Regions from separate parts of the Homo sapiens genome. Here region 1 is linked to region 2. A link is an interaction called in ENCODE POLR2A ChIA-PET data of the cell type or tissue named here. Cell type or tissue: MCF 10A. All regions are shown on one strand. Links, peaks and the distances in the headings refer to the core of each region. The heading gives the core; the rest is flanking DNA.

Region 1 (8,400 bases), core at 206-8,205, 69 kb after region 2:
TGGGGTTTTGTACATTGTTATGGTTCTGGGGTTTGCTGAAGTTGTGCACGTGTTCACTTGAGGAGTTTTTTCCTTAACCTGTCGAGCGTTCCCAGTGGGAGGTCGTATAAGAGGCCATTTTGCCTCTTAGTGTGCCTGTTTGAGGTCTTTGAGAAGAGGATAACACCAGTTCCGAGTGTTTTCTGTCTGTTAGGAGACTGTCTTTTCCTGGTGCTGGCTGTGACCACTTATCATTTTAGAGAGACAGTTTAACAACCACCTGACCATCACTTTATTGTCGCCTGACAGTCCTGGGGGCAACGGGTTGGGGGTATGTGTGTGGGGGTGCTCTCCTGCCCTGTCCATATCTGCCTAACTACCTACTCTAACATACCTATGAGCTGAAAGCCTCCACTTAGAGTGTTTGAGTTGTTCTGCCTTTTTTGACTGAGCCATTGTACATCTTACATGTGTTGATTGATGTCTTATGTCTTCCTAAAATGTATAAAATTGAACTGTAGCCTGACCACCTTGGACACATGTCGTCAGGACCTCCTGAGGCTGTGTCACAGGCACGTCCTTAACCTTGGCAAAATAAACTTCTAAATTGAATGAGAAAAAAAAAGAAAAGAAAAGAAAATACAAGGAAACAAGCCATACATCCGGTTTTAATGTAGAACGTGGTACAGATATGGTCAGTATTTAACCTGAGCTAGTTACTTGCCTAAAAGTGTGATCATCTTTATTATTTAAGTGATTGATGACATATGTAATACTTCTACTATGAAAAAGAATTTTGAGAGGTTAATTCTTAAGCAGAGAGCTCAATATACTTACTCGGATCCCGAGAGAAAGCCCATTTCTGTGGCATTTCCATACAGCATGATCCTGGTTGTTGATTCTTCTTGCCATGTTCACTTCCCTCTGTTTTCAGTGATTTAGCCCTGCGGAATTGTTTTCTCACCTCCGACTTAAATGTGAAAGTGGGAGATTACGGAATAGGATTCAGCAGGTACAAGGTAAGCCAGAGGTTTAAATGTTTTCAGTCTGATTTAATTTGAATTGTGAAGTTGTAATGTCACCAAATGCCCCACTGTTTGTATAAGAATCTTAGTCGCTAGGCTTTCTGGAGAGGGATTTGCAGCAGTCATTTTAATGTGGTCTAGGCTTCTGGCGTGTGGCTTGTGTAAGTCTGCGGCTTTGCATCCGAGGTTTTGCAACAGCTTTCCAAAAGTTTCGTTTAAAAATATTTATAAACACTGTAAATGATGTAGTCTGATGGTGCATAATAAATTTTAGAGTGAACACATGAGCAACAGTAGTTATTATTACCTGTTATGATAAAATATACATATCATATAAATGTTTCTCCATTACGTGGTCAGTAAAATTTCAGCTCATGTTCAGTAACCTGGGGATCTAGGTTTTTTTAACTCTGTCATGAATATATTCTAAAGGAAATAAGTGAAGAAGTCAATGAAGTTTCCATTTGTGTGTGTCTGTGTAGCCCCAGTGAATGAGGTAGAGCGTTCTGGGGCAGAGAATGGGACTGTCCCAGCTCCGGGCTGTCAGGAGACCTCGGATAAGCCACTTGACCTCCATTTTCTTTTCCTTTCTTTTTTTTTTTTTTAAACGGAGTCTTGCTATATTGCCCAGGCTGTTCTTAAACTCCTGGGTTCAAGCAACTTGCCTGCCTTGGCCTCCCAGAGTACTAGGATTACAGGTGTGAGTCACCCCACCCAGCCTTGACCTCCGCTTTCTGAGCAGCAACATACGGATAAGATCTGTTCTGTTTTTCGGAGTTCTTGTGAGGACCAAACGGGTAATATTTTCAAAAAATATTATGCAAATAGAAATTGGTTATTTGTCTACATAGTAGCTCTAGTGTCTCGAGCACTTGCTAGATGTCAGGCACTTAGCACCTGCCTGTATCCTGCATCATCTCTTTTTTTTTTTTTTCTTTTTTTGAGATGGGGTCTCGCTGTCACCCTGGCTGGAGTGCAGTGGCGCGATCTCGGCTCACTGCAACCTCCGCCTCCCGGGTTCAAGCGATTCTCCTGCCTTAGCCTTCCGAGTAACTGGGACTACAGGGTCCCTCCACCACGCCCAGCTAATTTTTGTATTTTTAGTGGAGACGGGTTTCACCCTGTTGGCCAGGCTGGTCTCGAACTCCTGACTTTGTGATCCGCCCACCTCAGCCTTCCAAAGTGCTGGGATTGCAGGCGTGAGCCACCGAGCCCGGCCTGCATCATCTCATTTAATCCTCACCGCAGAGGGGAGGTTTGTGTTCTCCTCACTTCACAGATCAGGAAAAAACTTCACAAAGTTGTTGCTTGCGTAGAATCACATAGCTGGTAAATGGTAGAATGAGGACTTCAAACCCCGGTCTGTCAGAGTCTAAAGCCTACAGTCTTGCTCCCTAACTGGCTTCACTGTTCAGCGCATAAGTCCCAGTATATATTGTTTTAGTGTTTTGCTCAGAGTCTATGTTATATGCATCAGACACAGCGTACTTTCTTATCCAAGAAGGATGACTTAGCAAGCGTTCATGGCTCGCAGATGAGGTCATGAAGCCCAGGAGGCTTCAGCAAAACTCCTTACCCACTTTCTGCCCAGAAAGTCACTCTTCATGCCTGCTTTTTTTTCTGACCTGGTTTTTGGATTGGGTATATGTTTTCTGAGAATACCATGGATTTAAATTCTTGAACTCACCAAAAGTATAATTCTATTCAAAATTCTGTGTGCTTTCTAACAAAACAGGAGGATTATATTGAAACAGATGATAAAAAAGTTTTCCCTCTGCGATGGACTGCTCCAGAATTAGTAACCAGCTTTCAAGACAGACTGCTAACTGCAGATCAGACTAAGTATAGTAATATCTGGTACGTATTGGCTTACCGTTTTATTAGTCATTTCTTTGGCAAAGTCCTAACTTCTTCCTCTTTGAGTACTTCCTTAAAGGAAAGTAGTTGTATAAGATGTAGGAACAAAAGAGTATCTGATGGTGTGAAAAAGACAGTTTAAAAGACACAAATAGTAATTATCACAATTGTGGTGATGGAGTTAACGTTTTGAATACTGCCCCTGCTACCCATTTTCCTTTAGAAAAGCAGGAACCAAGTCTGTTTCATATTCTGTGCCTCCCACAGGGCCTGACATGTAATAGATATTTAATATGTATTTATTGAAGTGAAAGAAGAAACTGAAAGGGGTGTGGACTATCATGTTTATACTATGATTTATAGGAGTCAGTTTAATGGGAGCTAAAAAGATGCACCTAAAACTTTGACTAACAATTTCTGTCACAGCCTTCTTAATTTATAGCTATGTTTTATGTGCTGTTGTCCTGCTTTTTTTTTTCTCTCCTTGCTTTCTTTTGGATTGATTTCTTTAAAACAATTTTTTTGCTTTTATTATTTTTTTCATTGATGCATATAATTGGACATATTTATGGGGTACAGTGATATATATATATGTTTTTGTTGTTGTTGTTGTTGTTGTTGTTTTGAGATAGAGTCTCACTGTCGCCCAGGCTGGAGTACAGTGGTGTAGTCTCGGCTCACGGCTCACTGCAGTGTCCACCTCCCTGGTTCAAGTAATTCTTGTGCCTCAGCCTCCCGAGTAATTGGGATTACCAATATGTACTACCACACCATTTTTGTACTTTTAGTAGAGATGGAGTTTTGCCATGGCTGGTCTCGAACTCCTGAACTCAAGTGATCCGCCTGCCTCGTCCTCCCAAAGTACTGGGATTACAGGCGTGAGCCACCGCACCTGGCCCAGTGTAATATTTTGATACCTATATACAGTGTGTGATGATCAAATCAGGGTAACTAGTATCCCCTTCACTCCAGACATGTATCATTTTTTCTTTTTGTTTTTGGGAACATTCAAAAGCCGCTCTTAGAGCTGTTTGAAAATATACAAAAATTTGTTGTTAATTATAGTCACCCTTCAGTGCTTTAGAACACTAGATCTTATTCCTCCTTCCCAGCCGAAATTTTGTATTCGTTAGTCAGCTTCTCACTATTCCTCCTCTCCCTCCCCTTCCCTGCCTCAAGTAATCACTCTTCTACTCTCTACTTCTATGAGATCAACCTTTTTATCTTCCACGAGTGATGAGGTTTTCTTCCTTTTTCTTTCCCCCTTGTGTATCTGCTCTACCTAGTGTATCGTGAGTCTGATACTTCTGTGTTTTTTCATGTTGATGGTTATCCTCCTTTAGCTTCCAGATACAGGACTCCTGGACCATTTCTCTTAAGGCATGTCTCATAATGATGAATTCCTTCAGTTTTTGCTTATCTGGGAAAGACTTTATTTCTCCATTTTTTAAAAAAAGTTATTATTATATATATTTTTTTAGTAGAGACGAGGTCATGCTGTGTTGCCCAGGCTGGTCTTGAACTCCTGGCCCCAAGCAATCCTCATGCCTTAGTCTCCTAGAGTGCTGGGATTATAGTCATGAGCCATCGCGCCCAACCCTCCTTCATTTCCGAAGGATATCTTTGCAGGGCATAGTGTTCTTGGCTGCCAATTTCAGTACTTTGAGTATACCATCCTATTCTCTGCTTCCCTCCTATGTGACTTAATGCTTTTCTCTGGCTGTTTTTAGAATTTTTATCTTTGTCTTTGGCTTTTGACAATTTGACTATAATGTGCCTCTGAAATGACCTTTTGGGGTTGATTGTATTTTAAGGACCTTTGAGCTTCCTGGATCTGGATGTCTGTATCTCTCCCAAGACTTGGGAAGTTTTTAAGCTGTTCTTTCCTTAAATAGCCTTTCTCTGCCTTCTCCTAGCTCTTTTATTTCTGTAACTCCCATAATGTGTGTATTTGTTTGCACTGTAGTCTCCCATAAGCCCTGAAGCCTCCCTTCACTCCTTTTCATTCTTCTGTCTTTTTCCCTCTGACTGGGTGATTTCAAACAACCTTTCTTCAAGTTGAGAGGTTCTTCTGCTTGAGTCTGTTGTTGAAGTTCTGTATTTCTTTTTATTTCATTTATTGAATTCTTCAGCTGGGCTTACTGCCTGTGAGGACCCCAGGCGACCCCAGTGTGAGGACTGTAGTGTCCACGGTGAGCAGTGTGAGGATGTAGGGGTCCACAGTGAGATCCTCTTACTTGCCCTTACCTGGAAGAGAAAGTTGCTCCTGGTTCCTGGCTGCGCCTGCCAGGGATGGGGTGGTGGAGGCCAGGCGTTTCCTTCCGCTCTCGCTGTGGCTGTCCTGAATCTCCTGAGTACCTGTTACTCCTTTGATGGGCTCTGGTGCTCTCCTTTAGTGATTTTTGTCAAAATGTAGTTGCTTCTTTGTTGTTTGGGGCGTGTCGTGGAGGGTTAGCTGGACATCAGAATCACTGGGGAACTTTTTAAAACGTGAGTTTTCTAGGCCACACCTGGATCTACCAACTAAGCATCCTTTAGGGGTGGATCTGACCTAGCAGTGTGTGTGTTCACGGCTTCCCAGAGGACACAGATGAGAGTCACGTTCGGGAACATTGCAGTAAATAGACACAAATGCGGGATGGAGGCAGTGCGTGGTGGGGAGGAAATGCAGAGACCTCGTGGAGGAAATGAGAGGCAGCTCCTCTGACCCAGGAAGCCAGCAGAGGCTGTTTCCATGGGGACAGAGCACCGCAGTGTGAGAGAGGATTGGGCTGGGACTGAGAAGGGCGTTCCTGCTGTGGTGAGGCAGCCCTCAGGGTCTCTCCTGGCACACAGCTGCCAGCGTGATGGGGGATCCCTTCAGAATAGCAGCAAAACCCACGATACTGAGGAGTAACTCAAACCAAACTTGTGGGTCTCACAGAGAGGATATCGTCTTGCCCATGTAAAGATTCCTTTTAGATGGTTTCTGGTGTTTACTAATGTTGTTAATAGGTGTATTTTTCTACCAAAAAAAAAAAATCAGAATTCAGGGTATTTATCTTGTTTCCAGCAATTCTGCCAAATTTTTAGAACATTCTGATGGTCTTTCCAATAATTTATTGAGTACTTAAAAGTTGATAGTCATCTCATCCACATAATTACACCTATTATCTCTGTTTTGTACTTTTTTCATTGGCCAAAACTTCTAGGGTGGTATTCAGTAGCAAATAGGAGGCATGGTCTTCCTCATTTTAACAGAAATGCCTCTTTTTTTGCTATTGTGCTGTTGATTATTGGTTTCAGATTAAAGAACAATCTTGGCTGGTTGTGGTGGCTCACGCCTGTAATCTCAGCACTTTGGAAGGCCAAGGCAGGTGGATCACCTGAGGTCAGGACTTTGAGAGCAGCCTGGCCAACGTGGTGAAACCCTATCTCTACTAAAATTATAAAAATTGGCAGGGCATGATGGCTTGTGCCTGTAATCCCAGTTACTTGGGAGGCTGAGGCAGGAGAATCACTTGAACCCGGGAGGCAGAGGTTGCAGTGAGTGGAGATCACACCATTGCACTCCAGCCTGGGCGACAGTGAGACTCTGTCTTAAAACAACAACAACAACAACAAAGATCCTATTAATAATCTTTTCAATACACACCTTGTCCTTAAAATTACTGGCTATGTAACAAGTATGAGTGTTAAAAATTTGACATCTAAAGGGAGAGAGAAACAGCCATTTTCTTTTTCCAACAGGTCTCTGGGTGTGACACTTTGGGAGCTTTTTGACAATGCCGCACAGCCGTATTCAAACCTTTCCAACTTAGATGTCCTCAACCAAGTCATTAGAGAGAGAGACACAAAACTCCCGAAGCCCCAGCTGGAGCAGCCCTACTCTGATAGATGGTTGGTAGCCTCACATTCCGCCTGTTCTGTTTCGTCTTCACTGTGAGGTGTCCCCAAAACACAAAAAAATTCGTGGGCCAAATATTATGTTTCTTCATTTCCTCTTTCACCATGATGTCACCATGAGCTGAACTACTTAATGTGGTTGGCAGTGATGAAGGTGTAGAAATGTTTCGGGTGTTGAGTTGGCTTTAGGGTCCTTGTAAATTCTTTTCATATTGTTTATTTATTTATTTTTATTTAAAAAAAAATGTAGAGACAGGGTCTCAGTATGTTGCCCAGGCTGTTCTTGAACTCCTGGCTCAAGTGATCCTCCCACTTCAGCCTCCCATTGCCCCAGGATTACAAGTGTGAGCCAGGGTGCCTGGCCTCTTTTGATATTTTTAACTGATTCGGCCAGGCACAATGGCTCATCCCTGTAATCCCAGCACTTTGGGAGGCTGAGGTGGGCAGATCACGAGGTGAGGAGTTCAAGACCAGCCTGGCCAACATGGTGAAACCCCGTCTGTACTAAAAATACAAAAATTAGCTGGGCGCGGCAGCGGGCGCCTGTAATCCCAGCTGCTCGGGAGGCTGAGGCAAGAGAATTGCTTGAACCCAGGAGGCAGAGGTTGCAGTGAGCCGGGATCATGCCACTGCACTCCAGACTGGGTGACAGAGCAAGACTCCGTCTCGAACCAAAAAAAAAAAAAAAATTCGTGATGGTTCCACTGATTGCTTGTCGTGTGCTGCTCAGGTATGAAGTCTTACAGTTCTGTTGGCTGTCACCAGAAAAGAGACCCGCGGCTGAAGATGTGCACAGGCTGCTGACTTACCTGCGGCTGCAGAGCCAGCGGGACTCAGAGGTCGACTTTGAACAGCAGTGGAACGCTCTGAAGCCGAACACAAACAGCAGAGACTCCTCCAACAATGCTGCATTCCCAATTCTCGACCACTTTGCCAGGGACCGGCTGGGTCGTGAAATGGAGGAAGTCCTCACCGTGACCGAAACCAGCCAGGGCCTGAGCTTCGAGTATGTCTGGGAGGCCGCTAAGCACGACCACTTTGACGAGCGCAGCCGGGGCCACCTGGACGAAGGCTTGTCCTACACGAGCATCTTCTATCCGGTTGAAGTTTTTGAGAGTTCGCTTTCAGATCCTGGGCCCGGAAAGCAAGATGACAGCGGCCAGGATGTCCCCCTGAGGGTCCCTGGAGTGGTTCCTGTTTTTGATGCCCACAACCTTTCTGTTGGAAGCGACTATTATATCCAGTTAGAAGAAAAAAGTGGTAGTAACTTGGAGCTTGATTACCCACCAGCGCTGCTCACAACCGACATGGATAATCCAGAAAGGACTGGCCCTGAACTGTCCCAGCTCACGGCGCTCAGGAGCGTTGAACTTGAGGAGTCCAGTACAGATGAGGACTTCTTCCAAAGCAGTACAGACCCCAAAGACTCTAGCTTACCAGGGGACTTACACGTGACCAGTGGCCCCGAGAGCCCTTTCAACAATATATTTAATGATGTGGACAAATCGGAAGATTTGCCCAGTCACCAAAAAATATTCGACTTAATGGAATTAAACGGAGTTCAAGCCGACTTTAAACCTGCCACTTTAAGTTCCAGTTTGGATAACCCCAAAGAGTCAGTCATAACAGGCCACTTTGAGAAAGAAAAGCCCCG
Region 2 (8,400 bases), core at 243-8,242:
CAAGAGATTGAGACCATCCTGGCCAACATGGTGAAACCCCGTCTCTACTAAAAAGTCAGCTGAGTGTGGTGGCGGGCACTTATAGTCCCAGCTACTCAGGAGGCTGAGGTTGAACCCGGGAGGCGGAGGTTGCAGTGAGCTGAGATCGCACCACTGTGCCCAGGCCTAGTGACAGAGCAAGACTCCATCTCAAAAAAAGCAAAAAAAGAAAGGTTTGGTTTCATCATACCAGTCTACTACTTGCACTTAATAAATACCAAATACCACTTTATATCTTCATATCATTGGTTTTTTGTTTGTTTGTTTAAGAGACAAAGTCTTGCTCTGTTGCCCAGGCTGGAGTGCAGTGAACTGTCATGGTTTACTGCATCCCTGAACTCCTAGGCTCAAGCAGTCCTCCCATGTCAGCTCCTGAGTAGCTGGGACTATAGGCGCATGTAACCATGCTTGGCCAATTTTTACTTTTTGTAGAGATGGTCTACAAAAGTAAAGTTGCCATGTTGCCCAGGCTGGTCTCAAACTCCTGGCCTCAAGCAGTCCTCTGGCTTCGGCCTCCCACGGTGTTGGGATTATAGGTGTGAGCCACAGTGTCCGGCCTACATCATTGTTTAAGTCCTGTCTCTTTACCTAGTTTGCAAGGACCGTGTCTTATATCCTTGGGATAGCACATTTTTGGGATTGGTGTTTGGATGGTATGTCACAGGTTGTAGATGCTCTGTCAGCATTTGTAACTGAGGATGATGAAGATGATACTAGAGAACTAAGTTCTCCAAACCAGTACCTCAGTGTGTGTCTGTGTGTGTGTGTGTGCATGTGCGTGTGTTTGTGCGTGTGTGTGTGTGTTTGTGTCCGCGTGTGTGTGTGTGAAGGAGAGGGTATGAGCTGAAGCCTCTCATTCTCTTGCGGACTTGACTTCCCATGCAGCCACAGACCTTCACCTGGGATGAGGCCATTTATAGTTTTTTTTTTATTAAAACCTTTTTCTTTCACAACAATTTTAGATTTACAGAAACATTGCAAAGATAGTACAGAGTGTTCCTGTGTATCTTTTACCCAGTCCCTGTTGTTAACATCCTATATTAATGTAGTACATTTGTCACAACTAAGGAACAAGTATTAATATATTGCTATTAAATAAGTCCACAGCTTGTTCAGTTTCTTTAATATTTCTCTAGTGTCTTTTTTTCTCTTCCAGGAAACCACATTACATTTAGTAGTTATGCCCCTTGGGCTCCCCCAGTCCATTCCTTGTTTAGAGTGACCTGGACAGCTTTGAGGAGTACTGACTGGTCAGATATTTTGTAGAATGTCCCTCAACTGGGATTTGTCTGATGTTTTTCTCACGATTAGACTGGGGGTGTGGGTTTCTGGGAGGAAGACCACAGAGTTAAAGTGCCATTCTCATCACATCACATCAAGGGTGTGTGCACACAACATCACACAGCATGACTTGTCACTTGATCACCTGGCTGAGTAGTGTTTGTCAGCTTTCACCCTGTAAAGTTACTCTGTCCTCCCCTCCCCATGGTGTACGAGTGCAGGGTCAACACTTAATGAGTGGCAAGCTGTGCTCCACCTCTTTGCAAGGAAGTGTCTGTAGACATTCTTTGGAGTTCTGTTGAAGAGACTCGCGTATTCTCTTCTTTTCTTTTTTTCTTCCTCTTCCCCTTCCCTTTCCTTGACAGGTCTTGCTCTGTAGTCCAAACTGGAGTGCAGTAGCACAGTCATGACTCACTGCAGCCTTGAACTCCCGGGCCCATGCGATCCTCTGTTTATTTCTTTATTCAAGCATTTACTTATGTCAGTGTGGATGCATGGATATTTATTTTATACTTCGAGTTGATTCCACAGTGTTGTTTATTTGTTCTTACATTGTACCAGCTTTGGCCATCGAGAGCTCTTTCAGTTAGCTCCTGGGTGCCCCGCTGACATATCCTCATTTTTTTTTTAAGCATTTCCTTATTTTCTGGCATTTCAAGAAGCTACAGGTTCATCTTGTATATTCCCTGCCCCAGTCCTAGAATCAGCCTTTTCTTCAAGGAGCTCTGGTTCCTCTGATTGGAGAGTGATATGAGAAACCAAGATCTGGGCCAGGCGCAGTGGCTCATGCCTGTAATCCCAGCACTTTGGGAGGCCGAGGTGGGCGGATCACTTGAGGTCAGGAGTTCAAGACTAGCCTGACCAACGTGGTAAAACCTCGTCTCTACTAACAATACAAAAATTAGCCAGGTGTGGTGGTGTGCGCCTGTAATCCCAGCTACTCGGGAGGTTGAGGCAGGAGAATCACTTGAACCCAGGAGATGGAAGTTGCAATGAGCCGAGATCGGACCACTGCACTCCAGCCTGGGTGACAGAGTGAGATTGTCTCAAAAAAAACCAAACAAACAAAAAAAACAAGATCTGGGTGCTGGGTTTGCTCATTGCTTCTGGGCATTTTTAATAGATTTTTGATCCTCTGCTTCCTGTACCTAATCTTTGGGGTTGTGGGGAGGGGAGGAGAGAGCAACTTTGGGACCTCTTAGAGACAGATGAGCTGGAAGGACTCTGTCCATGTTTTCTCCCTGTCACTTAAACTATTAAATACCACCATAAACATTCTAAATACCATGTTTGTGGTACTAACTGCATTATAATGATATTGGCAGAATCTTATTTTTCTTTTTAGAGTAATAAATATATGAAAAATAGATTCGATTTACCTCCTCCAAGAGCAGCTTAATCTCTGAGAATATGAACGAAACCTCTTTGGCTTAAGAATTTAGTTAGAGAGGATTATTTTGGGGGGTCTTTCAGTGTTGGAATTGCTGAAAAGGTTTATAGGCAACTCCTTGAATTGGTAAAAGTTCAGATGAAATTTCTACTGGCGAGTCTCTTGAAGAGCATGGGGCTGTAGACTTGCTTTGATCTGTTTACTGAGCTTTGCTTTGCTTTTTTTTTCTTTTTATTATAGAAAATTTCAAACATACAGAAAAATAGAGTGAAGTGGTATAGTGGACCCTCGTGTTCCCGTCACCCAGCATCCACAGTATTTTCATTCATGATTCATCTTGTTTCACCTTTACCCTTCCCTCTGCCCTAGCCTTTGTTGTATTGATGTAAATCTCAGTGACGGATCAGTGCAGCTGAAAATGCTTCAGGAAGAAGTAAGTGTGTTTTTATAAAACAGGATGGCTTGCGTGCAGATCACCTAGGTATTTGTAGAAATGCAGATTTTGGCCGGGCGCAGTGGCTCATGCCTGTAATCCCAACACTTTGGGAAACCGAGGCAGGCAGATCATGAGGTCAGGAGATCGAGACCGTCCTGGCTAACATGGTGAAACCGCGTCTCTACTAAAAATACAAAAAATTAGCCAGGTGTGGTGGCGGGTGCCTGTAGTCCCAGCTACTCAGGAGGCTGAGGCAAGATAATCGCTTGAACCTGGGAGGCGGAGGTTGCAGTGAACCAAGATAGTGCCACTGCACTCCCGCCTGGGTGACAGAGTGAGAATCCATCTCAAAAAAAAAAAAAAAAAAAGAAATGCAGATTTCTGGGTCCCAAACTAACCAGCTGAATCAAAATGCTGAAGGCTGGGCTGGAATCCTGCATTTATAATAGTTTTCTGGTTATTTCTCCCCTCATCCCCTCACTGCCACAACACACATATTTCATCTTCTACTACGTACAAAATAATACCAGTTATTTACTGGAAATCTGTTGACTTGTGTAACTAGTGAGAATCAAGGAAAGGAGGAAAACATTCCATTTGATTAAAAACTTGAGATTTTAAAATGAATGCCAACACCTGAAATCTGAAGAGCTCACTCATCCTGAGCACCACGTGTAAATATCTCCCTGTGAGTACATATGCCATCACCACAAAGGAATTCAAGCACTCCGGGGCAGAACACAGCTAAAGCTTGAAATAAGTATTTTTTTATTTTTTTAAAAACTTCACTCCTTCTCTAGATGTCTGTATGAATAATAGCTTCTTTACATTTTACGAATATCATGTATAAATATCAGGGAAAACAGCAGGTAGTCCGACAATCAGATGCTGGTACCGTGAGCTGAGAATCTTGGTGCCAGTCCTGGACCACCAGGCCTCAGCTCACTGCAGCTAGAGTCAGGGTGGCAGGTGACTCGTAGGGAAATTTTGAGAGCAGGTATAAAACCGTGACATTCTTAATTCCCTTGGTGATAAATGGGTGTGCTGTAACGTGAGAACCCCTGATTCGTAATCTATACGGTAACTTGCAGGGTGTTTTGTTTTGCTAGGATAATATGTTGTTAGCATCTTGCTTTTAAAAAGTTTATTTTTCTAAGCTAACTCATTTAGGTGTAGCCTAGGATTTGTAGCCTATTTCATATTTTTTGATAGGTACTTTTTTTTAAAAGCTGTTTGTTGTTATATTTTGATATATTTGCTGTGGATGATTGATCTGTACAAAATTTTCTTATGATGAGCTAAAAAAAGTAAACTGTCTCTGAAGCTGCTACATTATAATGATTGTATAATCATCAGTCGGGTTTGATGAAGAACACCATAGGCTCTTGTATTAGTACAGACTATTTTTTGACAACATGTATGCCTTGGGTGGGAGAAAAGAATTTAGTTACATCTATGATAGCGGTTTTTGAGAGAGGAGCTGCTCTTATTTAAAAGTGAAACCACTATAATTTTAAAAGGCTTATTTTTTTTTCCCCCTTCAGGCTCATATTCTCAGTCCATCCCCAAACTTTGTTTTCCCTGTTTTTGCTAGACTGAGGAAGGGACTTGAGTTTGACATGGTATAATTGCAACCTTTAATTATAGGAAGTAAATCCCCAAGACATCTTGGACTTAGAAGATAAAGGAGGAGAAGTTTGCAATCATTTTGCACATTTAAAATATCTGTTTTAACCAACTAGTAATTATAAAATTTTGTAGTTGCAGCTTTTTACTGCAAAACTAAAGTGTTGTGATCTATTGGTGGCCTCTCAGATTAGCCACTAAATTTAAGTTTAAAGTATTTTTCTCATCGCAGATTCTTCTCAGAACCCTCAATAAATTAAACTTGTGCCCCTTTCAAGAGGAAAAAATATCCTGTCCCCATTCTTTCCTGGCAATTTGCCCCTGTAGAAGGGTTCCCTATCTAGGCAGCAGCGGTTGCTTCCCCGGATCCAGCCTGTCAGTTACTGAGCAGAGCCCCACTTGACTCTTACCTCAGACTGTTATTAAAATGCAACACCCTGACACTGATTGCTGGTAAGGCACTGAAAAATAACCAACTTACCAAAATAGCCCCCTGGGAACACTCTCCCAGAGGCCTGCCACAGCAGTACAATTCGGGAATCTGTCATCTAACTTAGTTTTCTGTATTGAAAAGAAAATTCACTTTAATAAAGAGCTGATCACCAACATTAACCGTATAGGCACCCGGTAGACTTAGAAAATGTTGGGACCGTAAATCCTAGTCTGTAGAATTTTAGAGTTGAAATGCCAGTTTTACAGATGCAGTCAGTCTCACACCGCCAGTTAGGGGCAGGTCCGATTCAAGAGTGAGGGTCCTAAGGTCCAGGCCACCCGTTCACCCTGGTGAACCGCATTGTGCTTTAAAGAACCTCTGTAGTGCGATGCGCATGCACACACGGAGACCCAACTCCAGCCACTTCTCTGGATATTGATTTCTGTATATTCTCTGAAAGTACTGGGGTGAAATGTTAAACTACGAATCATAAGATTGCCTCTTGAAGTACTAAAGAAAATGCCATATTGAAAATTAGGAAACCAAGCCTGGCGTGGTGGCTCACTCCTGTAATCCCAGCACTTTGGGAGGCCAAGGCAGGTGGATCATGAGGTTAGGAGATCAAGACCATCCTGGCCAACATGGTGAAACCTTGTTTCTACTAAAATACAAAAAAAAAAAATTAGCCTGGCATGGTGGTGTGCACCTTTAGTCCCAGCAACTCGGGAGGCTGAGGCAGAGGAATCGCTTGAACCCAGGAGGGTGGAGGTTGCAGTGAGCCGAGATTGCGCCACTGCATTCCAGCCTGGCACAGAGCCAGACTCCATCTCAAAAAAAAAAAAGAAAATTAGGAAACCAAAGTGCTAGCTTCCATAATTAGGCTGAAAAAAATCACATTCATATTGTTTTTAAATTTGTGCCGGGCATGGTGGCTCAGGGCTGTAATCCCAGCACTTTGGGAGGCTGAGGCGGCTGGATCGCTTGAGGCCAGGAGTTCGAGACCAGCCTGGGCAACATGGCAAGACCTCGACGCTACAAAAATTTTTTAAAAAAATTAGCTGGGTGTGGTGGTGTGCACCTGTGGTTACAGCTACTCAAGAGGCTGAGGTGGGAGGATCACTTGAGCCTGAGAGGTCTAGGCTGTGTTCGCACCTCTGCACTCCAGCCTGGGCGACAGAGCCGGACTGTCGAGACCGTGTCTCGGGTTAAAAAAAAAATTGTAAAAACAACTATTTAGTTTCTACCTATGAGATGACATTATACCATTTAATTAAAGGTAATAAAAATGTTTCTGACTTTTAAGAAGTGTAATCATAAACTTGTAAGCATTCATTTGTAAACATGAAAGATACTTTAAACACCACCATTGATTTATATGCTTTTGTGGAGGTCTGGACTCCTTTTTTTTTCCTTTCCAACTTTCGTTTTTGTTTCGGGGGGTGCATGTGCAGGTTTGTCACGTGGGTAAATTGCATGTCGTGGGGATTTGGTGTATAGATAATTTTGTCACCCAGGCAATCAGCATAGTACCCCATAGGCAGTTTCCCAGTTCTCACCCTCCTCCAACCCTGGATGGTTTTAGGAATCCGCAACTGCTGTAGGTCCCAAGAATAATGCTCATTGGCGGATATTTTGTATATCCTTTCAAGAGTCACGGACAGGTATTTTAAAAAGCGTGTGGAACAGTCAACAAATGTCATTTTTCTCCTCTTCTTTCTCTCAGCTCTTTAAAACAAGGCATTGTGACCCATGCCTCTCATCCCACCCTTTCCTGGCAGCTGCAGCATCCCTCACTTATGTCCTCTTTGTCTCCTGCTCCTGGACCCTTGCTGTCAGCTTATATAATAAATAACAGTTCAGTGAATAACTCTACATGGTGTGTGTGTGTGTGTGTGTGTGTGTGTGTGTGTGTGTGTGTGTGTGTGTATATATATAACTGGATCTCACTCTGTCCCCTAGGCTGGGGTGTCCCTTCCCAAAGTGCTGGGCTTACAGGCTGAGCCACTGTGCCTGGCCTGCATAACACTTTTAAACATGCTTTTCTCCTCTGCCTTCCATGGTAGTATGCCTCCCTGTTGCCTCCGAAACATCCTTTTTCCTGTTTCCTATCAGCTCTGTTTCTTTGTCCCCTCCCTTAAATGTTGTTTCTTATCTCCTTGGTTCTCTTTTTTTTTTCCTTCCCCCTTGATCTATTTTGTAAATTATATTTGCAAATGATGCATGTAAATAGTTTTAAAAAATTAAATAGTTTTTCAGGGTTTATCATAAAAATAGTGAATCCCTGTCCTGTCCCGTTCCTCCCCATCCCTGCTGCTGGCTCCCAGTGGCAACGCCCTGCAGCTCTTTTAGCCACATTGTGGGCTAATGTGCTTGTAGCACTGTTTGTTGCTTTAATCAGATACTGAGTTTCTACTATGCATGACAAGGATTTATATATTCACACACATACGTGCATTCACCCTTTTTCTCAACACAGTCACTTAAACTTTTCCATTAAATCAGCATTCATTATTTACATTTTTATGGCTACAGACATTGTTTACAACTGACCCTATAGTGTTTGTGATGATTACAGTTCTTTGGTTAGTTTTTTATGAACACATCATTAATCCGTCCCAGGTGCCTTGTCAGCAGCTTAAATCTCCTCTCCGTGTGTTTGGCTGTTGTGTCCTGGAACCCTTGTGTCCTATGCCAGTCTTGCAGTGGTGTCTCTGTGGCCGCTGTCCAGCCTCTTGAGAGGTCTGAAGCTTTTAAGACTTCCTATGTGTCTAGATCTGAACAGTTGTAAAGCTGTGCCTTGGTATGAGTCTCGTTTCATCCATTTCATTCATCAACATGGATGCACAATGGGCCCTTTGAACCTTGAAAGTTGTGTGCTTTAGTTCTGGCCAATTTTCATATATACACACACACACACACACACACAGACATACACATGTATGTGTATATATGCACACACTTTTTGGGAAGAATTCTCTTCCTTCTCTTTGTTCTTTCCATCTAAAGCTTCTATCAGCAGATTGTTGGATGTTTTGGAATGAGCTTCTACTTTACTTCTGTTGATCTTTTTGTCTGTGTTCTACTGCTATGTGCAAGTATTTTTTTCAATTTCATTTGATTTCCAGGAGGCCTCCTCTCCCACTTTTTAAATAGCCTCTTTCCTCTCATGAGTATACTGTCTCTTGTTATTTCTGA

The links. Peaks named below come from ENCODE experiments on the same cell type or tissue, not always from the same donor. Only the 100,000 strongest peaks of a DNase experiment are listed, where the experiment ranks them.
Region 1: POLR2A ChIA-PET joins it to region 2 with 5 read pairs; 5 of 35 experiments call an interaction of 5 or more read pairs at or near these places.

Annotation. Positions count from the first base shown.
Region 1 is chr7:98,184,138-98,192,537 of GRCh38, forward strand. LMTK2 (lemur tyrosine kinase 2) reads left to right here. Exons shown (of 14, transcript NM_014916.4): 8 at 914-998; 9 at 2,740-2,861; 10 at 6,591-6,740; 11 at 7,477-8,400. Among named protein-coding and RNA genes, the nearest start is that of BHLHA15, 23 kb to the right of the region's middle. In MCF 10A, for the core only: no CTCF peak of the experiment used is centred there; no DNase peak of the experiment used is centred there.
Region 2 is chr7:98,115,597-98,123,996 of GRCh38, forward strand. The region is part of intron 1 of LMTK2 (lemur tyrosine kinase 2); the gene reads left to right. Among named protein-coding and RNA genes, the nearest start is that of LMTK2, 13 kb to the left of the region's middle. In MCF 10A, for the core only: no CTCF peak of the experiment used is centred there; a DNase peak (open chromatin) is centred at 3,845.